Linked DNA regions of Homo sapiens: all the other regions are linked to region 3. A link is a loop called in an ENCODE intact Hi-C map of the cell type or tissue named here. Cell type or tissue: PC-9. All regions are shown on one strand. Links, peaks and the distances in the headings refer to the core of each region. The heading gives the core; the rest is flanking DNA.

Region 1 (4,840 bases), core at 567-4,566, 170 kb after region 3:
CTGCAAAGCCACACTGCCTTATCTTCCTTCTGATGCATCTGATCAACACCCCCAAGGAAAGGCAGTTAAGGTGATTCTGTTTCCTTTTGCCATTTCTATTCTCAAGTGAAGGAGAGGTAGAGATCTGGGGGGAAAGAAGAAACGCCCTTTTAGCACAGAGGACCTGATCACCCTCGCCACTGTCCTTTATAGCAATTTAGAAATAAACCTTCAGGTGTACACTTTACAACTTGGACCATGCCATTAATGTCAGTCCCAACTATAATACCACCGTCATGCACTCTGGCTCCTGCTATTCCTCAGAAAAGACTGTAAATCCTTGCAATCTGTAGAATCCCCATTAAAGCTCTGAATAAATGTCCTCAACAATTAAAATTCATTCATTACATGAATTTTTTTAAACTCGCAGTCTTGCATATAAATAGCAAAGGGAATGCTGCATGCAGCTAGTCCATAGATTAAGCAAAGCAGACAGATAAAGATATACAAGTAGCCACAGGACTGGTGTGAATTGTGATTTATAAGCCAAATAGGAAGAGAGGGGAATAGTGTCTCCTCTGGTCATAAGATTTTGTTCATTTTGTCTATTTGTAGACAAAAGTCTACAACCTACTTTCAACATAAATGTGTGATCCATTTCTGTCTCCAGGAGCACAAATTTTAGGTATATTCGGACATCCATCCTTCCCCTTTCAGCCAGGAGCCATGCAGATGTGTAGGAATGGAGGAGTCATCATTTTACAGAAGAGGAAACTGAGGTTCAGAGAGGCTACGTGATGTCAAAAATCATAGCTGCAGGCCTGGCGCAGTGGCTCACGCCTGTAATCCAAGCACTTTGGGAGGCTGAGGGGGGCGGATCACCTGAGGTCAGGAGTTCGAGACCAGCCTGGCCAACATGGTGAAACCCCATCTCTACTAAAAATACAAAAATTAGCCAGGTGTGGTGGTGGGTTCTTATAATGCCAGCTACTCAGGAGGCTGAGGCAGGAGAATCGCTTGAGCCTGGGAAGCGGACGTTGCAGTGAGCCGAGATTGCACTACTGCACTCTAGCCTGGGCAACAAGAGCGAAATACCATCTTAAAAAAAGAATCATAGCAGACGTTAGGATCAGAACCGATCTACAGGAATGCAGAAGTTTCTTCACCCCTAGAACTTTGCTCTTTTATGCATACTCAGTATTTCTCAAGGTATGCTCCACAAGACACAAGTGCCTAGAACATAGGTGCTTTGTGGAAAGGAAAAGACAAAATGTCATGGTCGTCATGGTCAGATAAGTTTTGGAAGTGCTGGATCAGACAAATTTAAGTGGGCTTTTTCATTTGTTTGTTTGGACTGTAGAACTTATAGGACTTGTAACAAGATTTCTTTCCACAAAAGTTGGGGGAGTGGGGAATGCACAGATAGTGCCTACAGGCTTTCTCAGACTCTGACATCAGAACACTTTTTACCGCATGAAATAAATACCTGGGAGCCCCTTAGGGTCCAGCAACCTTTCACACAACGTAGCTTAGAAAATGCTGTGCCGAGCCCCTCTTTCTCAGCTATTTCATGGGCTGGAATGGCATTTGTCCACATTTTGTGGGGCTTCCTTGTCTCTCTGCAGATGCTTCTGAGCCAAGTCCAGAAGACGTGGGAAGTGGGGTCTCTTGGCACTGATGTAGCTACAGCACGAAGGTATTGTGTTTCTCCTTCCTAGGCACCCAAAGTGAGAGCAGCAGGGCGCAGCAGTGCCCAGAGCTGACTGATGGCATCAGGAAATCTAGCTCATCCCAACCACAGGCAGTTTTTAAAATTGGGGTTGTGGCTCCCCCTGCTAAAGGTATCCTCACAGGATGTCATATCAGAGCTCAGCCCCCGAGTGAGAAACAGTTATGCCTAGGGGTATGGAAGGGAAAAAGAGGAGGAAACGGGGGCTTTAATTTCCATCCCTGACTTTTTCCCGGCTGCCTTTGTAAGACTTTGGTCACCTGCTCCTAAAATGCCTCTTCAGCTGTGTTTCTACAGAGGTGTTAACTGCTTTCCTCACCGGGGACTGTGCAAAGGGAGACCTCTGTTTCTGGTTCAGCGACATTACCCACGGACCTTGTTACCAACCTTGGCGACCAGAGAACGCTGATCTCCAAAGGTCTAGACCCGGTGAAACAGCGTTCGGTGGCCACTGACCGGTTTCCAGAGTCAGAGCTCCCCCTGCTGGAATCCAAAGCACGTCGTAACCCTGTCTGGACGTATTTTATTCCACAAGACCGTGCAGCCCTGATTGAGTGAACTTTCCACCAGCCACTTTATCCTCATACACAGGCATTTTCCGAGGAGGACTTGAGCCGACATCAGTGTTTGGCCATTCGCGGTTCTCGCTTCCCCTTGGTTATTTCCCCTTCGCTGAAATATATTCTAGTTTTCCCAGCCCAGATCTAATTGGACTCCTCCGGGCTGGGAATTTAGGTTTGGGAGATTTCCCAAATTAAACCATGAAGTTTATCACTAATATAATTACATTTCTCAAATACCAGACCTTTTGCATTGCTCATCTAGATGGGGGAAAGGAAGAAAGGAAAAAGTGAGGAAGGGAGGGAGAGAGGGAGGGAGGGAGGGAGGGAAGGAAGAAAGGAGGGAAGGAGGGAAGGAGGAACAGTGAGTCCTGCTTTTCTATCATGGGATAATAACATGTCTAAAAAAAGTGTTTCCCTTAATTGGGACCCAGGGGACGGAGAGTAGAAAAATACCTCCAGAAAGTCCCCCTTCGGAGTGGGGTCTAGAGCACAGATGTTGGGAATCAGGTTTCACTCTGCTCCAACAGCTCAGCCTTTCCATGCCATAAGGACCCTGCGCTGTCTGCCGAGGAAAACAACGAACAGTAAACCTTTGCTCATTTCTAGCTTCATCTTCAGAGACCGGATTCTCCAGAATTCCTGTGGCTGAGTAATTCCATGTCCCTTGATTTGGGGAATTCCTCCTAGGTAAAGCTTTAACAGACACCATTCTATTTGAAATCGCAAGTACTGTGCATCTTTTCATTTGCTAAAGGAGAAGAAGAAGGGAAAGAAGGAAGGAGTAGAACCCAGTCAGTGTGAAATGTGTATCTCTCCTGTGGGACAGCGGCAAGGTTTTCTGCTGGTTTTCTAGATCAAACGAGGACTCCTTATGAACTACTGGCACAGAATTTCGAGGCTCTTTATGACTTAGAATTAGGGAGCATGTTGGCTGTGTTTTCCTCCTCCAAAGGTGGAATGTGTGGCCATTTTGGGGCACCTTGAAAATAAAAAATGGAAAGATACCAAATGCAAAAGCCTAAATAAAGGCATACCTCCTTCAACTCAGTAAATAATTATTCAGATTTACAAAAATGAATAAATAAGGGAGCAAATCTTCATTTTACAGAAGTATGCATACACCATGAGATTCCTTTACATTCCAAGTTCCCCTGATGCATAAAACATATGACTAGATTTACAAAAACTTGATTTACACAATTTTTTAGGAAAACAACTTTGCAGAAAGATTAGGTATGATTAGATGCTAGAAGAGCTCTTCTCTCAAGGGAAAACAAATGAGCTTAGCTAACGGGAGATGGTGGAGTTAATAACCAAAAAATTCTTCATGCCATTTGAAAGAGTTGATTTCAATATTGTGAAGTTCTTAAAGATTTCTTAGGCAACTCCAAATGACTGCTTACAGGCATGGGAACAGAACTCCTGGAAGGGACTGCAGCAGGAAATGGGCAGTGTTCAACCCTTTCTGAACTCAAGGGTTCCAGAAGAGAGCCCGTGAGGCCAAATGTGTCAGCTAGGAAATGATAGGGTCTGCCCCCTGTAGGGCAAAGGGAACCTGTACGTTGTCCTTGAAGGACTGACATATTCCTCTCTCCTTCTAAACGCCAGTCCTTCCACTTCTATGAGGATAAATACTGGAGAAAGGAGAGAAGAGGAGGGGAGGGGAAGGAGAAAGGGAGGAGAGGGAAACCTGTGTGGCACTGAGGGCGTTTGGCTGAAGCTAAAAGAAGAAACCTAATTCTAAGTGAATACATTTGTTCCAGAGAGGTCTAAGAAGACTCTCGGAGCCTTGCAGCCTGGAGCTGGATTTTCCTCTGAAGCCCTGCCATGCAAAGGGCAAACAAATGACCATGTAGATGATGCAAATGAGGGTTTCTCATGTATTTCTCCCTGAATGATCGAAGACGCTTCACTTTAAAATTCATACTCAGAATAATTAGCCATTCTAACCTTTAAAAAAAAAAGAGTTCACATGCATACTCTTTTCTAATAAATAAATACTGCCCTGCACCATTTTGAAATGTCTAGGAATTTCCGTCATATTGTGGTCTAATCTCTGATTTGCTTTTAGCCTTCTGATCTGCAGGAGAATCGGAGCTATGCGAATCCACATCCAGGTTCCTTTCTCACCCTTTTATTCTCCCACGGCAGCATTTGGAGATAGCTGGAGAAGGAGGTGTTCTCTTTCTCTCCCCTCTCTCTCTCATAGACGCAAAGCCACAACAATGTTGAAAATCTGTGCAGACGTCCACTTCTGTTAGCTTCCATTTCTGTGCATGCTACAGTATTTGTTTATGATTTTGCACCCGTTCTGGTGATGCAGCACATTTACAGCTCATGAATATTTGATACTGAATTAAACAATTTGTCATTCTATTACATAAAGAGCACAATTTAGTTCAGAGCAAACCATTTGAAAGAGAACTCATTATTATGATACCACGATTTTATTTTATTTTATTGTAGTGTTTTGATTGTTAAATAGACAATACATGTCTTTCTCTCTCTCTTTTAATTTTTTTTTTTGTCTAAAAGATGAAACCCTGCCTTTTACTTTGCAAACTACATT
Region 2 (4,840 bases), core at 435-4,434, 82 kb before region 3:
TCCTCTTTTGTATTGTTTGAATTTTGGGCCATGTAAATGTATTAATATTTTACCAAACAGAAGCTTTGGGAAGGGCCTGTGAACCATGAGAGACCGTTAGTTGTTTATTCTGGATGTCAGAAGTCATCTGAGTAGTTTGTGGCATTACTGTGATAGTCCAAGGGAGTTCAGTCACTCTGGGGCAGGAATCTCTGGTCTAGAACACACATAGAAGGTGAATGTTCTTCATTCATACTGAAGGTGATGGAGATGTAGATCTCTGCTCTTCCACCTCTCATGTGGATTTCAATCAAATTAAGATTGATTCCAGAAATCCTGTTCAGCCTGGACCTGCCTGGAACCTGTAGGGGAAGGTTGAACCTGAAGTTGGTCCCAGAAAGTCTTTGCTGGCTGTCAGGGATATCCTGACCTCTGGCAAAGACTCTATCTCTTTATCTCTTAACATTGTCATTAGGTTGGAGAAATTGGTATATTCATTTCCAGAAGCCCTTGGTCCTTTGTGGGGAGTTGGAGTGTTTGTTGGACCCTGAAACTGATAATATAGCATTATCTTGTGTTTTAGCTCTCTTAACCCCCAGAAGGAAACTTGGAGGACATAGAAAATTCATGCGTCTTAGAAGTAGGTAAGGCTAGAAGCCAGTCTGGGCATCCTCAGATCACAATTCACACACCACAGGGTTGTCTGAGATCCTGCAAGAACAGGCTGGGGTTCTGCTTATGTCTGCTGAGTTCCAACCAGCCCTGGTCACCACAGCGAGTTAGCAATTGCCTCTGTCTATGTTAGAATGGCATGTGCCCGAGGCAAGCCCCTATTTTCTCCTCTAACTCAGCCTTTACTCAGCAACCTCTCCTTTATTCTCTGTGGCTAAAAGATCTCAGCTTGCCTGGTGGCTTATGAAAAAGACCACTTGTTGCGATCCCGTTTGTCTCACTTCTGGGTGCCATACATGTCCTTTATAATACCAGGGACAGCTATCTGCCAAAACATAATGGGCATTTCTTGATCTGAATATAGTTTAGGTTTACTTAGATTTTCGCCACTTTGGGGTGTGGTATCTCTGGCTTTTACTGCAGGGCCTGGCTGCTGTCAGCTCTTTCTGGAGCTCTTAGGATCTTCTCTGTGCCCTGACATGTTCTGCATCAGTCAACATCTTAACAGGAAGCAGAATGCCATTCAGACATCCAGCTGAAGAGTATTTAATGAAGGGACATTTTGCAGAGTTATGGGCAAGGTTAAAAGGACCTTCAAGGAGGCTGAGGCACCTATAGAAGAGTAACAGGGAGAAGCCTTTACTAACCCCAGTCCTGGAAGGGCAAAGGAGGGGAGTGCTGTTACCGGAGGATGGTGAGAACTTGAGCCAAAAAGGAGTAGCCTCCCACCCCCACCGCCACACTTGGAGCTGCAGTCAGAGAAGGATCCAACCCCTGCCAAACCCTGACGTGAAAGCAGGGAAGGAGTGGGAACGAACATTCCCAGCCCTCTCCCACCCTGCCGTTCGCCATTCTGCCAGTGCTTCCTATTGGCCACACCCAACCGAAAGCCAGAGAGCAAAGAGGCTTCAGCAAGGCAGACTGCAAAGGCAGCTTCCGGGTGGCAGGAGAGAGACGGCAGGGCAGCAAATGGATCAGAAGTCAAGATGGCAAGTGGGGCAATGAGCACAGCTGTCTAGGGACTGTCAGTGCCTCCGTGGGACCACCACTGTATCCAGAGGTGTCCTGAGTGGAATGTGAGACACATGGGTTCCTTTGGAACTGTCCCATGGCATGGGGAGTGAGGTGGGGGACACTGCCACTTTCCTGCCTTTAAAGTATCTAGTCTTGGCAGCCATTCCCATGGAATAATTTCCCTATTACTTTTTCCTATGAATAATCTACCTACCTTCCACTTTTAAAATTTTTAATTTTTTTCTTTTTTAAAATTTGAATAATTTTTTAAAAGCCCTCAAGGTTGACAAGGACTAGGATTGACAGTACTATGGCTTTTAGAAATCCCTGTTGTCCATTTAAATTTTAATGTTTCTATCATTTGTTCCTCAGTGTAAATTAACAGCCATGGCAGTGTGTTGGGTTTCTTTTCTGAAGTCGAGACTTTAAATTTAATTCAATAGCCGAGATTTACGGCGCTTCTATATTTCACACGGCAGAATCAATAATGTGACTGAAGTGAAGAAGATAAAAATTTATGGTATCTTGCAATTTAATGGTTGAAAAGATGCAATTGGAGAGATCATAAATTGTGAAGGAGTTTATGCTTCATTGCTCCTGATTCAGTGCTTGCTGTTAGAACTTGATTTGTGGCTATTCACAAGGTGTGATTAATGATGTGATCGATGCTTGCTTCAGTGCAGTAAAGCAGTTGTAATGCTCTTCATTAGAATAAATAAAATAAATTGACTGAAGCTTTATAAAAACTGTGTAACATTTAAAATCTAAAATGTCAATTTTTTTTCCTGTTACAATTTAGGTTTCTTCAGGCAGTTTCCACCTACATCACATCACTCATTGTCATTCTTTTTGGATGTTATAGAAATCCATGTGGGTTTGGGTAAGCTTTATGCAAAGCTCACTGAAGGGGAAAAGAAAGAGTTGAATAGGACCCGCAAAGCTGGGATATTGTGGCGGCTGTGCTTTTCCGTCCTCCTAATGTGCATTTTATCCTTCTTAAACACATGGAGTTAAAAGAAATCAACGCGGAAAATGACCCTTCTATTCATACATTTGCTAAAAAACAATGAAAGTGGATAGTTTTTATTTTTTAAGTGGGGTAGATACATACGCATCTCCATTGCCAGGGCCTGAGAGGGCACAGGCACACCCTTCAGACAACGTTGCTTTAATGTGGAGGTTTTGTTTGACATGCTTCTATTGTCAGCTCATGCTATGACTCAGAAAAAAATGAGCAAGCACAGAAGGGGTACGGCAGTCTCAATGTGTTTGCAAAGAATAAAGTAAGTCTAGATAATGCCTGGAGGGCCTTGGTGAGTCACTTGGGCCGGGAAAAGTTGCCTTTTTACACATGCGTAGAGATTCTTGCCAATTTGGGAACTTATTTATCACAATTGTAAACCAGCTGCCTTTGTTTCAATAACAATTTCTGACATTTATTACTGTCAAAGAAAACTTTAGGCATGTCCCAGAGAGAGGTACATGTCTCCAGAGGATACATTTGCTGGGTTCATTTCCTGCGATCATTTCTTCTTTTTGTAAATGCAAAAAGTTGCAAACAAGTGGCATGGTTAATCTATGGACTTAGATGGTCCTAACTGACTTGTGGGTGCTCCAATCCCAATACTAGTTGCAATTGTAGATTTACACAAGGCCCTGGTGTTGGCAAGCCTTTGTAATATGTTTCCATGACTCAAGCAGATTCCATTAGGATGAGTCTGGAAAGGTTTGGTATGGTGGCAGCTTTTGTTTTCCCTCCATGTCAAGGCCTGAAAGGGGTGAAGCAGCCTTGGGGGTGAGCCTCCTGGTTTTTTGCCTTTGACACCAAATTCATGTTCCTTCTTGTCACTTTGGGGTTCTGCAGGAGGATAGGGGTGGTGTGGGGAGGAATGCAGGGGGCAACCCATACATGGTAATTCTCAACTTTAAAGTATCAATTAAACTGGCTTCTCAGATTTTCCTCGTTTCCCTTAACGGATCCTTAACTCACTCTGTGTTTTCTGAATGATGAAGCACCTTGGTGTAGTAGAGACCTAACTTGCAAAAATACTTCCAGTAAAGAAAATGTGGTACATATATGCCACAGAATAGTATGCTGCCATAAAAAAGAAAAAAAGCATGTCCTTTGCAGCAGCATGGATGGAGCTGTAGGCCATTGTCTTAGGTGAACTAAATCAGAAATAGAAAACTAAATACTGCATGTTCTCACTTATAAGCAAGAGCTGAACAATGGACACATGGACATAAAGATGGAAATAATAGACACTGAAGCCTCCAAAAGGGGGGAGGTGGGAGAGAGTGAGAGTTGAAAAATTACCTATCAGATATAGTGTTCACTATGTGGGTAATGAGTACACTAGAAGCTCAATCCCTGCTAGTATGCAATATAGCCATGTAACAAACAAGCACATGTACCCTTGAGCCTAAAAAACACAACACAACAAAAACCCCAAAATACTTCCAGGTTGTCCGCATTTGGCAATCCTCAGTTCAGTGAATTTCCTTTTGCATTGGCATCTGGATGCTAAACAGGAAAGGGAATTTTTAAAGGTTTACAATATTATGTGCACTTGAGGGGCACTACCTGTTTGGGGGTGTAGGAGCTGGAGGATGCAAAGAAGGATTGATTAAAAATGAAAGGAGAGAGTAGGAAGAATGAACAGAGCTTGAATGAAACAGAATTATTTATCTCTGTGGGCTAGATTTCTGGGGGCTAATGGACATTAAGGGGTTGGCGGAAACTGAAGACTGTGTTATTTCATGGAGAACTGTCCTCGAAGTTGGAGGTGCAACAAGCCTCTAGTGTAAGCCTCATGCGAGTAAGGTCGTGTCTGATTGTCCTATCCATGTACCAGTGTCTAGAACAATGCTTGGCACCTACACCAAGCACTGAATAAATGTTCATTTAGCTTATGGTGTGAGGCAATGAATACATCTTTCTAAAGACTGTAGGCAGACCGAGCAACTGAGAAAATGTCAAGGGCCACCACTGAAAGCTTTACAAGTAAGAGCCTGTTAGGATGGCGAGGGTCTGAGGAAATTTGGAGAAAAAACCCTCAGCACAATCTTTAATAAGCGTCTGCGTCATCCCGATGAACGACTGTTGTGGTTTGGATGCTTATGGCTTTGATCTACCTTTCAGTCAACATATATGAGCAGTTTGGGGGGATAATAG
Region 3 (4,840 bases), core at 491-4,490:
GTAGAACTCGAGCTTGTGGAATTTTTCTTTTAAACTATGAAGGACAGAGGTTCCTTTTCAGTCGAAAAGTGAACAAATGTTATGCCCATCTTTTAAAAAAATGGGCACTGGCATTGTGGAAAGCATTTGGGAGATTTATCAAAGAGCTTAAAACAGAACTACCATTCTACCCAGCAATCCCATTATTTGGTATATACCCAAAGGAATATAAATCATTCTACCATAAAGACACAGGCATATGAATGTTTATTGCAGCCCTATTCACAATAACAAAGACATGGAATCAACCTGAATGCCTATCAATGGTAGACAGGATAAAGAAAATGTGGTACGTATACAACATGGAATACTACACAGCCGTAAAAAAGAACAAAGTCATGTCCTTTGCAGCAACATGGATGGAGCTGGAGGCCATTATCCTAAGCAAACTAACACAGGAACGGAAAACCAAATACCACATGTTCTCACTAATAAGTGGTAGCTAAACATTGAGGACATATGCACACAAAGAAGAGGATAACAGACACTGGGGCTACTTGAGGGTGAGAGGGTGGGAGAAGGGTGAAGATTGAAAAACTACCTATCATATACTATGTTTATTACCTGGATGATAAAATGATCTATACACCAATCCCCTGTGACACACAACTTACTTATATAACAAGCCTGCACATATACCCCTGAACCTAAAATAAAAGTTTAAAAAAAGAGGGAAGAATGGGAGATAGGGTTGAATTAATATAGTAATTATAGACCAGACAGCATTGAAAACCAGGAAAATTTGATTGAAGCTTTCATTAATCACTGTATCTAAGAGCATAAAACACTAGTGGGTAAACTGTGCTAGTCTGTTTGGACTACTGTAACAAAATGCCATAAACCAGATGGCTTATAAACAGTAGAAACTTATTTCTCACAGTCTGGAGACTGGGAAGTCCAAAAGGCTCCAGAAGATCTGGTGTTTGGGGCCTGCTTCCTGGTTTGCAGATGGCTGTCTTCTCGTGCCATCCTCATATGGGCAGAAAGCAGAGAGAGAGAGTGGAAGCAAGCTCTCTCGTGTCTTCTTATAAGGGCACTAATTCCATTCATAGAGGCTCCAACGTCATGACCTAATTACCTCCCAAAGGCCCCACCTGCTACTACCATCACCTTGGGGATTAGCATTCTAACATATCAATTTTGAGGTGACACAAACACTCAGGCCATAGCACAAACCACAGGGCTTTTTGAAAGTCTTAGGGAAAAGAAAGTTGAAGTGCAACTTCCTTTCCAAATGTGGGCACATACACCATAGCCACACCACCTGTTAGCCCAGAACTGTATTTATGTCATCCTCCAGCCTGAGCCTCCAGGGGGCTAGGACTGCAGGACCCATGCTCTTAGTATGAAATGTGCTATCAGTGTTTTTCTTTCTGCCCACATAGTTACAAACAACTGAATTCAATCCAAAGTGCATTTCTTGAGTGTTTACTAGGTACTGCCTTACCAGGAAGTGACTTAAAGAATATAAAAATGCATAGGACATGGTTTCTGCCCCTCAAGATCACTACATGAAGGAGACCCACATACATATTAATAAATGAAAAAGATTATTTTAATTAAAACAGAAGGGAGAATTCAGACTTAAGCAATAACTCTTGACCATCAGAATGATAACACTGGAATTTCCTCTGAAAGGCGAGCTGAAGAGTTTCCTCCTTTAGACATAAAGTGAGACTGAACAGCCAGCCATCTTTGGTTGGTTAGACACCCACCTGACCCAGAACAGAGCTTGGGGCAGGTAATATTGCCAGGCCCCTCCCACTGTATAATTCTAAGACACTGTCATTTCTAGGTTGCTAAAAATAGAAACATGGCATCTGGTATGTAACAATATACAATATTGCAGCTGTGTCTTTATGATGAATAATAATACTTTGGAGTTATATGATGAGGCAATCACCTTGCAAGTGCAATCTCATTAACCCTCACAATATTCTGATTAGGTAGGCAGGTGGCAAGTGATCTGAACTCAGTTTGCAATTGAAGGAACCAAGACACAGAGAATCTGAGAAACTTCCCAAGGAGCACCCACTTTCAGTCACAGGTGGGAATGTGGCCCAGGTCTCCTGTCTCCAAATTTGTTGCTCTGAGCAGTAGTCCACACTGCTTCCAAGGTTCAGCAGCAGAACAAACTCGAAATTGGCATTGTCCTGGATCTACCCCCTGGGAAATATTGCTGACTTCTCTTAAGTGAATGCCAGAACCACCCCAAGATTAAGTTCAGTATTTCCTTGTTCTATTAACCTCTGGCAATTAACCTCTTCCTCCTTCCAAACTCCAACCTGTCTTGAAATAAACCGAAGAAATATTTAAACCACGCCAAAACTTCTCTATGACTTCTGTTAATCTCTCCCGAGTTTTTGTTCTGGTGTGTGGGTGCAATTTAGTTGAAGGTCAGTTGTTTTTAGAGAGTCACTGTTCTAAAAGTCTTTAAACACTCGTTCAGGCACCCTGTGTAAATAGATTTCTTCTCTCAGTCCCGATTTTATTCATGTCTTTGATAATAGAAAAAAATACTTGTTTGCTTTCCTAAACATGCTGTGTGATTTTGCTCAGACTAGAGGAACAGGTTTGGTGATGCTGATTTAAAATCACAGGAAAATGACACCATGAGCCAGGAGACATTTGCCAGCCCAGAGCAAAGGCGTCTTCTGAGCCTCTGGGGAAACACTGATATTCGTTTATAGGGAAACAGTAAGATTAATATGGGAACTCGGGTTGTGCTTTTGGGGGCAGGATTCCCTGGCTCCTTTTGAGACAATGACACGCGGCCACATCTTCAAATTGTTAATTATGTACTGCCCCCTAGGGATTTTTGTTTTGCTGGTGACAACCTGCTTCAGATCCTACAGGAAATATTTATCAGCCAGCTTCAGCCGGTATTTGTCTCATCGAAGGCTGCACCTTTTTGTGACCTTGTTGTACTGAGTCTACCCCTTTCTCTAGCAAGTCAGATTCACACACTTTACTTTTTGAATTGTTGATTTTTTCCCTCCCTCTTTTGTCTTTATTTGGTTTTATTTCCCCAGGATGGCTGCATTTGAATAGTGTGGGGAGGACTGACGTCTCTGCTCTTTAAAGCGCTGCTCTTACCAACCTCCACATTTCCCCTGTGGCTTTGTAAACATCCTTGGATTTGGGTAACAGAGGAAGAGCAAACTGTTAATCATAGACACTTACACATATGCACTTACATGTTTATCTGCACTTACTGATGGAGGAGTTCTCTATACTCTGAAATGTTCTCTATGAAATTCCATTTAAATCAAAAACTTTTATCAGAAAAATGAAATTGCTTCATGATTGAATAGCACTTTGCTTCTAAGTACCAGCCATCGAGGCTGATGAAATGGCCCAGATGACGCTTTTCCCCAGAAAGACATCCTTTACCCTTTATTTTAAAGTTAGAGTAAAAAATGTTGGCCCTATATTTCTTCGCACACTTTCAATACAGAAACGGTCTTAAGCTATAATAAATGACACAGTATCTGATATGAATGTTGTAAATATGCGTTGTTTTTACTGTTTGTGTAGTTTGTTCCTTTTTTTAAATAATGCATAAGACAGCCCTGGCAGGAATCTTTCTTCATGGATTGTATATTTTTTTAAACACACACACACACACAAATCCTGTACACAACAACTTTAGCAAATATATGCACGATCCAAACAGTTCAGAAATATAAGATCTGAAAATGAGCAAAGGGCAGCAGATTTTTGAATAGGCTTCATCAGCCGAGGGGAGAGGTCAGTCGTGGAGATTAGTTATAGGAGCTATTAAGTCTCCTCTGACACCCACAGTACAAGCTGCTTAACATAATCAGCCGCAATCAGCAAAACTGCTGTTTATTACAAAACGTTTTTCCCTTTTAATATTTCATATTGTTATGTAAAATGGTGCAGTGTAGGGACACACACATTTCACCAGGGACATATTGTACAAATTGTCAGCAATAATAATTTGTGGCTCTTCTCATGACATCTTTTGAAGTTAAAACGGTTGAGCGATACCTCTCCAGGGCTATTTTCTCTAATGTGGTTAATAGTTTGCACTGGAGTTGACCAAGCACCCTCTGGGTGATGTCGACATTTACCAGTATGAGAAAATGTTTGTGTGACCGAACATCAGCCAGACAAGTCTGTAATTCCAGGCCATGAAGCTTGGTTCTGCTTTCTCTTACCCATTTGGTCAGTGCCCTCAGTTATAGGTGTGTCTCATACTGGAATAAAAATGAGCAGAGGCATTCCCTAGTCTGTCCTAATCACCAGAGTAATTCCTCTTTCAAAACATTTTAATTTAAATAGAACTGATTATGAGGCACACGGTAGGAGTCTATGTAGAATGAATTTCATACACTGAGTATTGGGATAAGAGAAATTTCCTAACTGTCCAATAGGACAGGTTGCCATGGCCTAGATTAGAGGACACTTGGATATTTTTTTTTTCACAGTGCAAGTTCATGTGTGTTTTTTTTTAATACTTTAAGTTTTAGGGTACATGTGCACAACGTGCAGGTTTGTTACATGTGTAAACATGTGCCATGTTGGTGTGCTGCACCAATTAACTCGTCATTTACATTAGGTATATCTCCTAATGCTATCCCTCCCCCCTCCCCCCACCCCACAACAGGCCCCGGTGTGTGATGTTCCCCTTCCTGTGTCCATGTGTTCTCACTGTTCAATTCCCACCTATGAGCGAGAACATGCGGTGTTCGGTTTTTTGAGAGGACCCTTGGATATTATTTCCACATTTCTCTAAGAGAATAAGAAAGTACAGAGGCAGACGTTGCTGGTTCCC
Region 4 (4,840 bases), core at 325-4,324, 180 kb before region 3:
CACCGAGATGTAGCTGAGACTCTGGGTTCCAACAAGCTCCCCAAGTGGTTTTATGTTCACCAACATCTAAGAACCTCTGGCCCAGACCCTGTGCTATTGTGGAAATGGGTGTGAATATTCGGATCCAGGGGTGAAAATGGTGGTAATTAGTGCACACAGCATCTTTAATATTAGGAATAAGATGAAGCATTAACATTGCGTTTAGAGCACTACTCTGTCATCAGACTGCTCGATTCAACCCTTAGCTCCATCATTAATTAGCTGTGTGACACTGAGGAAATGACCTAACCTCTCTGAGTCTCTGTTTCCTCATCTGTAAAGTGGAGATAATAGTATACATAGTTCATAGGGTGTATGCTGGGATTCATGTGAAATACTTTCTACAGTCTGGCACATAATCAGTGCTCAATATTATAGTTATAAAGAGACACAACTCTTGGAATCCTGAGACAGTTCTTGAGATCCAAGACGCTTCCTGATCTAAACTTCAATGATTTCTCCAGCAAAAAACGTCCTCCTCTCCAGACTTAATGCATCCACAGGCTCACATACTGTGCACGGTGTGTGTACATACACATACCCGCTGCCTGTCTTACACATGCACACATGCTTTCTCACACTCACACACACTTTCACACATGTTTTCTCACACACACACTCTCTCACACACACACTCACACAAGTTCTGTCTCACACATACCCCCCTCACACATGTTCTCTCACACTATTCACACTCACACATACACACTCTCACACATGGTCTCTCACAGACACACTCACACCTGTTCTTTCTGTCACATACACACACTCTCTCACACATGTACACACACACACACACCCCTCTACCACTCATAAGGTGGCTGTTCCTCGGGGTCTAGCATCTGTTTGACTTTCTTTGTTCTGGAAAGGCTTCTTGTCAGCACTGTCCTTTCCAAGATCTGCACTGCACTGTGGGCTGGGGCTGTGATAATTAGTCCCTTTCAGATGGCTCAGGCTTAATGATAATGAGTGGGCAGAGCTGCGTGGCTGCAGGCTGGGAGCAGGAGGTGGAGAGGGTATGGCTAACGGCAGAGTCCGAGGCTGTAACCTGGGGTGGCCAGAGCCAGGACACCCCTCTTTCCTCTCTATGCCCTGCGGGGCCAGGTTTGGGGGCACAGTGGAGATGAAGCACCCTCCTGGTGGCAGACCTCACTTGCTTGAGGCCTCAAGGAACGCGGAATGTAACCAGAGCTAAGCACAGGCGCTGAGAGCCCTCTATGGGCTCTTCCAATTACAATGTTGTGATTAGCCACACTTCCTGCTTGGAAAACAGGCAGGCAGATATTTAAAAGGGAAATCCTACTGTGAGGTTTGGATGGGATTTCAAATGAATTTTTTCTGCAAATAAGATTAAAGGCAGAAAGAGGAAGGGATGCTATTCAAAACTTTCCCGAGGGCTAGGGCTTGTTGAGCTATAGAACAAAGGATGCCCAGAGACCCCGGGAGCTCCAGCTCCCTATAACTTCATGATATGCTGGACTTTCCCAAGCGAGTGACTTTAACCATCATTCAGATTGGGTGGGCAGTGGAGACATGGACAAGACCTTAAAATGTTTTTTTTTTTTTTTTGGTACAAGAAGATTCTCTTAAGCAGGTTTGTTGCTGTCAGCAAACAACTGTTGAGCATCTAGCGGGGACACCTCAGGAAATTGTTTGGGTGACTGGGCAAGTTGTGTAATCTCTGTCGTCTTAGTTTCCTCATCAGGAAATTGGGATAACCATAGGACTTATCTCAAAGGATTGTTGTATGATGGGAGTGAATGCTTATAGAGCACTTAAAGCAGAAGCCGGCACACACTCAGCCTTCAGGAAATGTGAGCTCTTGTTCTCCTGAGGAATTCATCAATATTGTAGGTCAAAGAGCTCATAGTCAGGTTTGCCAAGGTCATCGCAAGTCACGGTGAAAGTCTATGGCTTTCTATTACGTGTTCAGGTTTAAAAGAGTGATTGCTTTATATACTCAACATTTTCTGGAAATACAAATGTACGTTTTGAAATTTAGTCCCAAAAGGTAGTTTACAGCACCCTCCATTGTGGTGGTGATGACCCACATGCTGAAAGAAAGCACGTTGTATTTAATACAAAGGCTGCAAAAAACCTGCTTGAACATTAAACTTTACAGAGGAACACATAAAATGCACTGGAGCAAAAATTCCTCAACTCTTCTGCCACCAGCAGATGGGGTTAAGGGTCCCTTAGTCTCTCTTTGGACTTAAGGAAAATGTGGACTTCTGGACAACCTTTGTAAGGACACTACCTTCTGTACTTTTTTTTTTGCCCTAGGACTTTGGGAAAACAGATTCCAATCATACAGAGATATGACCCAGAATATTAAAAAAAAATCTAGTGTTTTGTTCATTCAGAAGTCAAGTGATGACTGTTAGTTGAAAAGTATATTTCTGTTATTAAAGAAGCAAATTAAAATCACAAGAAAACAATGGAATGATCAGCTTGCAAAGTTATTTGCGTTGATTAAAAGCACCAATAAATGTGTCTTGGTTCTATAACTGCTTCATCTGGCACTTGACATGTAATAGATTTTTTTCACAGTATAATATCTCCATTGAAATACAATTATTTTGCAGATTGCTCAACCGAATACTCTTATAAACATACTGTTAGGGGGACTCACCCCTGGTGATCATCAGGGTATCATGACAATGTGCACAATTGATGGACATGAGAGGAATGTGGCAGCCAAGCTCGGAGCAGAGAGGGTGATTTGTTGCAGAGCAATTATTCTAATGCATTTTTAAAAGCGTAAAATAAAGAATCATTTCATTTGCTGAAAAGATATTTTAGGTGTTTCGTTAAAGCAGTGACAGAATATTTTGATTGTCAGGTTTTTTTTTCTTTATAAAGTTAGATAATTACATTTACCAGTTAAAGAATTGCCATTTAAAAATAATATTTTGTCTAAATGTTTAAAGATGTCTATTAAAAATGTATACTGAACATGACAGTGGCCTTTTCATGCTGTAATTCTAGTCAGTGGTCCGAAAACAATTAGGCTGAAAAAATGAACATTTATTCACTGCTAGCTGGAGAGTCAAGAATCTGTAGAGTATATTATGATTTTTAAGATTGTTTTATGTTTGCTCAGATAACATATCTAAGGAAGGTGGCTTATGTGTGCATTTAGTTTCTTCAGTAATCTCTCCAGTGGGCAAAGCCCCCAGTAGTCTGTGTTCCGGGGAACCCATGATCTCATGCATAAGAATGTGGAGGACATCGGGGGATCTTTAATGAAACAGCCAAATGTGACCTATCTATTTAGGCCCCTCGTTCATCTGGCATATACACTGGCATAGCTATGCTAGTTACAATACTGAAATATTTGCTCACCTGTCAGAAGCAAGTCCTTCCCCCAAGGCCCCCGTGTGGCCCCCTCAGGCCACTCCCTGAGACCCTCCAGGTAGCCCCCAACCCAACGGGCAAAAGATGAATGCCTGCCTTGGCAGAGGCTGCCAGCTTGCTCCAGCCTGGAGTTTTTTTTTTAACTTTTAGAACTTTTTATTTTTTCTTTTCTTTTCTTTTCTTTTTTTTTTTTTTTTTTTTGACAGAGTCTCCCACTGTCACCTGGGCTGGAGTGCAATGGCGTGATCTAAGATCACTGCAACCTCCACCTCCTGGGTTCAAGCAATTCTCCTGCCTCAGCCTCTTGAGTAGCCGGGATTACAGGCACCCACCATGCCCAGCTAAATTTTTGCTAAATTTTTGTATTTTTAGTAGACGCAGGGTTTCACCATGTCGGCCTGGCTGGTCTCGAACTCCTGACCTCGTGATCCGCCCACCTTGGTCTCCCAAAGTGCTGGGATTACAGGTGTGAGCCACTGCGCCCGGCCTTTTTTGAACTTTTTCTAAGTAAATAATTACTAAGCTAAGTGATAAATATTTTCCTGGCACTGCCTAACTTCTCTGGAACAATCACTTAGATTTTACAACGCCCTTAATAAAGAATTAATTGAGTACATCTTTTTGACTGGAGTAATTTATTTAGTTAGAATTTTTGAAGAAAGTAATTCTTATTTGTGCTCACAACAAAGTAATTAGTGATCATCATTTTACTTAAAAGAAGTCTTTAGGAAGAGGCTTTTTTAAAGGTATCATTTATGATGGCAGAGCCTATGAGAGGAACCCTTTGTCCAGGACAATAGTCTTTTAGCCTTGTTAGTGCCTTATTCTATATAAATGTGCCTAATTGTTACAGTTGCTAAACAGACCTCATCCTACTGCGTGTGATCATTTAGCTGTGAGGAGACATAATAGCAGTTGCATCTGAAATTTGCAGTAATTTTACATATTCTTCCTGCAGACATTTTTTTTTTCTTGTTGCTAAAGGAGCTGAGGAAGTGCTGCTGTTTTCCCCATTGTCAGGGGCAGCTGTCTCTCTATGCTGAGGCTGTGCACCCACCAACCAGGCAGATGGTGGATGGTGGCTGAGGCATGTCTTCCATGCACACACAGGACCCACTTTGCTGGCTTTGGGAAGCGCAGCTGCCACACTGTTAGGATGGTGACAGCGAGGCGCCGTCTGCATTTCAGACACGGGAGCCCTTGTATAGAGCCATGTGCTCTGAAAGGGTGCTTGGGGTCTTCGGAGCATTGAATAGGCACTTGCATATTTAAACTGCCAGAGCTGTGTGAAAATATGGATTCCTATTAATTAGAATTTTGGATAGGAATCAGGCAGGAGGTGTGTTGCAAGGACTAGGGGAAACCGTTCTGCCAGATCTGCATGCTAATGTATTCCTGATGGGAGAGGCGAGCCCAGGGCCCTGGAGCCTGCTTCACACCACCG
Region 5 (4,830 bases), core at 831-4,830, 770 kb before region 3:
CAACTCCACACTCCGGACGTAAGACCAGGAAGAAAGTAGCATTTTTAGCTTCAGCAGCTGAAGGATATTTAAAAATCTTATTTAGGTTTTCTGAAAAAGAAAAGCTCTGCTATAGTTATCATTTCTTGAAAAGAGATAAAAGCATGCAATACCTGCAGGCCTTGGGAGCATTCTCTGATCAAAAAGGAGAAAGACCTTTAAAAAGTTGTGAGGAACAAGTCAGACCGGGGAAACTAAGGTTTGGGAAAGCGGGGGCCTCTGAAAGCTCTCCTACCTGATCGAGGCTCCTAAAACCCGGTTCCTGCTAATGGAAAAGGAAGAGGTAACTCCACAGCACCTTCCCCTTTCTCCTCCCTTCACGCCACACTTATCACCCCCAGAATGCCCAGAATGTAGCAGTAATGACGAAGATGTGCGGGACGAACGCGGAGAGCTGCCTGGAATGAAAAGAAACGCACCCTCCGGCCCGAGCTGCCCCGGAGCCGCCTTTCTCCAGTCCCTTGGGCTTGAAGGGCTTCGCGAGGGGGTGGACAGAAGTGGAGGTCCGAGGGCTCCTGGGTTGACAGAGCAGGGCTTCCCAGGAGGACGTCGCCCTAAACCTAAAGGAAGCCGGAATGGGGGTGGAGTAGGGTGATGGGATGAATCCTGGCTGAGGTCGCCCCTTCCCATCCTGAGGCGACGCCCCCCTGCGTGCTCTGGTGGTTTCCTTCTGGATGCACCGTCTGGCAACCTTGCGAAAACACCCCAAACCGAAATGGGGAGGCCGAGAAGGGGGGAGCGCACACCCTTCCTAGCAGATGCGCCTCCCGCGCCAGGAGGCCGCCCAACACCCGACCCACAAGGTGCGGCGGGGAAGGGTCGGGGCCTGCCCTCTGCGCGGCTCCCTCGCCCCCGTTGGCCCAAGCCACCCCCCAGAAGCAATTCTCAGGCCTTTTCGCTGGGGGCCCGCCCGCCGAGGGCCCTGCTAGTCCCCGCCTAAGCTTGCCGGGCCTCGGGCGCAGTCCCCCGCGCGGGCCGGACTCGCCTTCAGCAGTTAGGAAAGCGAGCGAATTTTTCTGGTCGCTCGGGCTCCACAGGTGAAGAGGGCGCTTTATGAAGCTCCTGGGACAAACATGAAGATATCAACTTTCGTCAGCAATCTGCAAGCAGAATGCGGACTGGGGCAGACACCCTGCCACTTTGCATTTCCTTTATAGATAAATGAATCACCCAGAAATGGTTACATGCCTGCAAAACAATGCAAAACCCCCAGTATGAAATTCTACAGGAAGAGAGTATAAGGGTCTTGGAAAATCTGGAACTCTTAGGGGCTGTGGTTTTCCGGGTCCTCGACAGCCGGCCCTGGAGGGACGTGTCCCCACGGACATTCTGAAACCCTTTCCTTAACTGGAGATGCAAACACACAGTCTATATTTACATCAACAATATATGGGGGAGGCATGTCTGTATGTATTTACCTCATACATATTTCTATACACTCCAGCGTCTGGGAAGGGTGGGGGGTAAATAACACTGAACGGTTAAAATTATGGAGAAGCGATAATAACTGATTACTAATTTGAAAGTAAACAAACAGGTGACTTTTTCAGATCAAATTCCTCCTTGTATCGTTACAATAAATATCTCTGAAGGAAGCTCTCTATTTATGTTGTCATTGATTAATTCTTCACTACCTCATTTGATTTCGATTTAGAACGATTTGATTCTAATTTAATTAGCATGTAATTTGGATGTACATAATTACTGTAATTATGACATTCAGGTAAGGCAGCTTTAGGCTGAAAGGCAATTTCAAATTTTCTAGCAACCTACTTTGTACTGGGAAATGGACAAGGACTTTGCGCCCTGCTATCCAAGTAGTAATTAGCACATCTTTGAAATAGGCAGTGCGGCGGGGTTTGTATTAAAACAGCAAATACAAACCCAGCCGAGTTACCCGCCGCAAAGGTGGCTGCGAGTCCCCGGAAACGCACTGCTTCTCCCCGGCGCGAGTTCAGGGAGCCCGGCACCCAGGCGCCTTGGCCGGGCTCTCGCGGCTGCGGGTGACGGCGCCTCCGCCGCCTCGGGCGCAGGGTTTGAAGGTGTCGCTTTTTAAATTAAAATACAATAAATACGCGCTGGGGGTGGGGGGCACAAAAATGGAGGAGGAGGAAGTCACTCCACGCAGTATGAAGACGGGCTGGGGTCGGGGAGATAGTGGACTGGAAGAGGAGGGAAAGGGGCGGCAGGGGGAGGACGATACGCTGAGAGGAGAGAAAATCGGCCAACGCCCCCAACTGTTACCCGATTTCAGATTTGGGTTTCAAAGGGAAAAGGAGAGGACAAAAGGGGTCGGTTTGCTCCAGGAGGGTGTGCGCACCCTTTGGGGAGGCCTCGAGCGGGGAATTTGGGGGCTTCTCGCCGCCCTCGGGGGCCCTGCGCGACCGGCCCGGCTCCTGCCTGCCCAGCCGCCCCCCGCGCCCCACTCGGGCTGGGGTGTCCGCCGGAGGACGAAGGCAATGCAGAAGGCTGCTCCGGCCCGCCTCGGGTTGGGGCTGCGAAAGCGGCGGGTCCCTTGCCTCCCTGATTGCCCACGAGGGGGTAGGGGGGTGGGATGGTTTGGTGGCCTGTTTGAATCGGCCTGGTTCCAGCCGGGCCCCGGGTAGTCCACGCGGGCCTCGCGGGCCGGGAGCCACGGATGCAGAGTCAGAGGGGTCTGCGTCCACAGCTGGATCCCCACATCCTGGGGTCCACGTCGCCGCCGACAACGCTTCAGCCCTCTCAACTCTTAAGTTGGAAGACCCTGAAGTTGCCTTGAAAAGGATGTTAAATGGACAATTCTAAGACCAGGGCCAACCGGTCGTTATTTTGTTTTGTTTGGATTTTCAGTTAGCACGTTCCAGAAACGACCCTTTTGCCCAAAAGCCACTGCCATGTAGTGCTCCCCACCCCCAATAGCAGGGCTCGTTCCCCGCTGGAACGCAAACTGTCGCGTTTCTTCGCAGGATCCTCTTGGTTGCTGCTGCTCGCGGCAAAAGCCGGTCTCCACGCGCTGACAGCCGCGAGCCGGGCAGGCGACGGCCTTTCCGCCTCGGAGCTCTAGGTGGCGCCAGCGAGCCGCACTAGCTAAGCTCCTCTTATGGGAATCAAGAGCTACTGTCAAACATAAAAGCAAATCAGAGTTTTCAGTTTTTTTAATGTGTTAAGAATGTTATTCCTTAAGAAAATTTGTAGCTAAATTATTCTCACTTAAAATAAACACTTAGTATACCAATTACACAAATGGGCGGGATTTATGTGAGATTTACTTCATCTGCATTTTTGTAGTGGAAGAGAGCCTTAGTGAATACAGATAATAGATGCAAATAAGATTAGAGTTAAAATAAATAAAGTTTCCATCCGAATAAAAAGAAATTCAATTTTACACGACTTGTAACGATTTGACGGAAAGTCCAGACGCACCATTCAGGTGCACAATCTAATCTAGTCAAAATAATGTTGTTTCCCTCCTCGAGGAAAGAAAATCTCTTTCTTTTCTTTTTCTTTTTCCTCATCAGGTAGAATCCAATTCATTCCAAGGGCAGAAAACTGGTGTCAGAAAAGGAAACGCTGGAGGATGGTGCGGATCGTGGCTGGGTGGGCGCAGGGCCGAGGAAAACTTGCTTTTCGTTCCTCTGTTGCGCTGGAAGCTATGGGACAGGAAATGCCAGGGAAACCGGGGGACTCGAAATCGCACTGCCCTTACCGGGCCCGGGCGAGACTCTGGGCCCCCAGGCCGCGTCCCCCGCCCCCACCGACCTCCAGGCCGCTACCCGCCTCTGAGCTTGGGCCCCTGACCACCGCCTCCAGCTCCTTCTGGCCCCTGAGCCGGAAAGGCACAGGCCTCTGGGGCCCCGAGGTGGCCCTGGGGAGGCGAGGCCCCACCGCAATTGGGGACCGAACTCGTGTTGTAACTGGCGGGATCTCGCCTCCCACGCGCGCTGTCTCCAATTTGGTCATCACCGGCCGGCCGGTCGCCACCCGCTCAGGTCAAGGTTCCCCGCGCCCCCAGGGGCGCCTAGGGCTTGGGGGAGGCCGGGCAGGGGGCCTAGGCCCTGTTTTCGCCTGTTGGCTTCGGCCGGGGCCCCGGGGCCCCGCTGCCTCTGGGCTCAGGTTCCGCGGACTGCTGTCTCCCGGCTGGACGCTCGGTCCGGGGCCGCCGCCCGCCGCTCCCGGGAGCCTGGGTGATGGACGTCCGCTGACCCGCGGGGCAGAGGCAGCGCACACAGGCCTTGATCACTGGCCTGCGGAGGGAGCCGCGCGGCCAGCGGGACCTGCACGACCGGGCCCTTTGATCTGCCTTTATTATCAACGAGAAACAAAGCTCCCTGGGCCCGACGCCCGGGCGCCCGCGTTCCTGGGGAGACCCACCACACCCTCTACTCCGCGCCGCCAGCCCGCGGCCCCCAAACGCGCCAGGCACCCTCTGGGCCTCCAGTGCCCCGGCCCGAAGCCCCTCCGGAAAACGCGTCCCTGCCAGCCGGCTCTCCGGAAGACCATCCCCCGACCAGAGGCGCTTAGGGAGTGGGGGGCTCCCGGTTATGAACAGCTTGATCGGGGAGAGAAAATGGCCAAAGTGAAGAAAAACTCGAGTAAGAAGAGCGGGGCAGCCTGGCCGCGGGGAGCTCAAGAAGGAGAAGGAAGAAGCCATTGAATGTCACGCTGCAAACTCCCTGCTGGGGACCTTCGTTCTGTTTTATCGCTACTTTGCGACTTGGTGTTTCAGAACAGTTTCCGAGAAAACATTTTGCTGATTGTTAATAACAAGAATTTATTTTTTCTTTCCTAAAAATCAAAATCTTCGCTCAAATT

Evidence for each region. A loop is a pair of places that touch in the nucleus more often than their neighbours do. Peaks named below come from ENCODE experiments on the same cell type or tissue, not always from the same donor. Only the 100,000 strongest peaks of a DNase experiment are listed, where the experiment ranks them.
Region 1: a loop joins it to region 3, with 7 times the contacts of the local background. A loop is called at or near these places in 39 of 110 quality-filtered maps.
Region 2: it touches region 3 in a loop (7-fold over the local background); 9 of 110 quality-filtered maps call a loop at or near these places.
Region 4: it touches region 3 in a loop (2.8-fold over the local background); 15 of 110 quality-filtered maps call a loop at or near these places.
Region 5: a loop joins it to region 3, with 13 times the contacts of the local background. A loop is called at or near these places in 34 of 110 quality-filtered maps.

Annotation. Positions count from the first base shown.
Region 1 is chr2:173,399,931-173,404,770 of GRCh38, reverse strand. No RefSeq gene overlaps it. Among named protein-coding and RNA genes, the nearest start is that of CDCA7, 47 kb to the right of the region's middle. RefSeq lists a silencer at 2,106-2,275. In PC-9, for the core only: CTCF peaks have their summits at 1,983 and 2,193 (motif pointing left); a DNase peak (open chromatin) is centred at 2,200; H3K4me3 peaks cover 1,465 bases; H3K27me3 peaks cover 1,632 bases.
Region 2 is chr2:173,651,000-173,655,839 of GRCh38, reverse strand. No RefSeq gene overlaps it. Among named protein-coding and RNA genes, the nearest start is that of CDCA7, 300 kb to the right of the region's middle. In PC-9, for the core only: no CTCF peak of the experiment used is centred there; DNase peaks (open chromatin) are centred at 2,909 and 3,359; H3K27ac peaks cover 1,608 bases.
Region 3 is chr2:173,569,488-173,574,327 of GRCh38, reverse strand. No RefSeq gene overlaps it. Among named protein-coding and RNA genes, the nearest start is that of CDCA7, 220 kb to the right of the region's middle. RefSeq lists a silencer at 1,256-1,315. In PC-9, for the core only: CTCF peaks have their summits at 2,606 and 2,818; DNase peaks (open chromatin) are centred at 2,227 and 2,617; H3K4me3 peaks cover 1,412 bases; H3K27ac peaks cover 1,853 bases.
Region 4 is chr2:173,746,896-173,751,735 of GRCh38, reverse strand. No RefSeq gene overlaps it. Among named protein-coding and RNA genes, the nearest start is that of SP3, 220 kb to the left of the region's middle. RefSeq lists enhancers at 4,014-4,513, 4,514-4,840. In PC-9, for the core only: a CTCF peak has its summit at 2,223 (motif pointing right); no DNase peak of the experiment used is centred there; H3K27me3 peaks cover 1,114 bases.
Region 5 is chr2:174,339,924-174,344,753 of GRCh38, reverse strand. No RefSeq gene overlaps it. Among named protein-coding and RNA genes, the nearest start is that of SP9, 7.4 kb to the right of the region's middle. RefSeq lists a silencer at 2,879-3,173 and an enhancer at 4,587-4,830. In PC-9, for the core only: CTCF peaks have their summits at 2,892 and 3,091 (motif pointing right); a DNase peak (open chromatin) is centred at 3,073; H3K4me3 peaks cover 1,149 bases.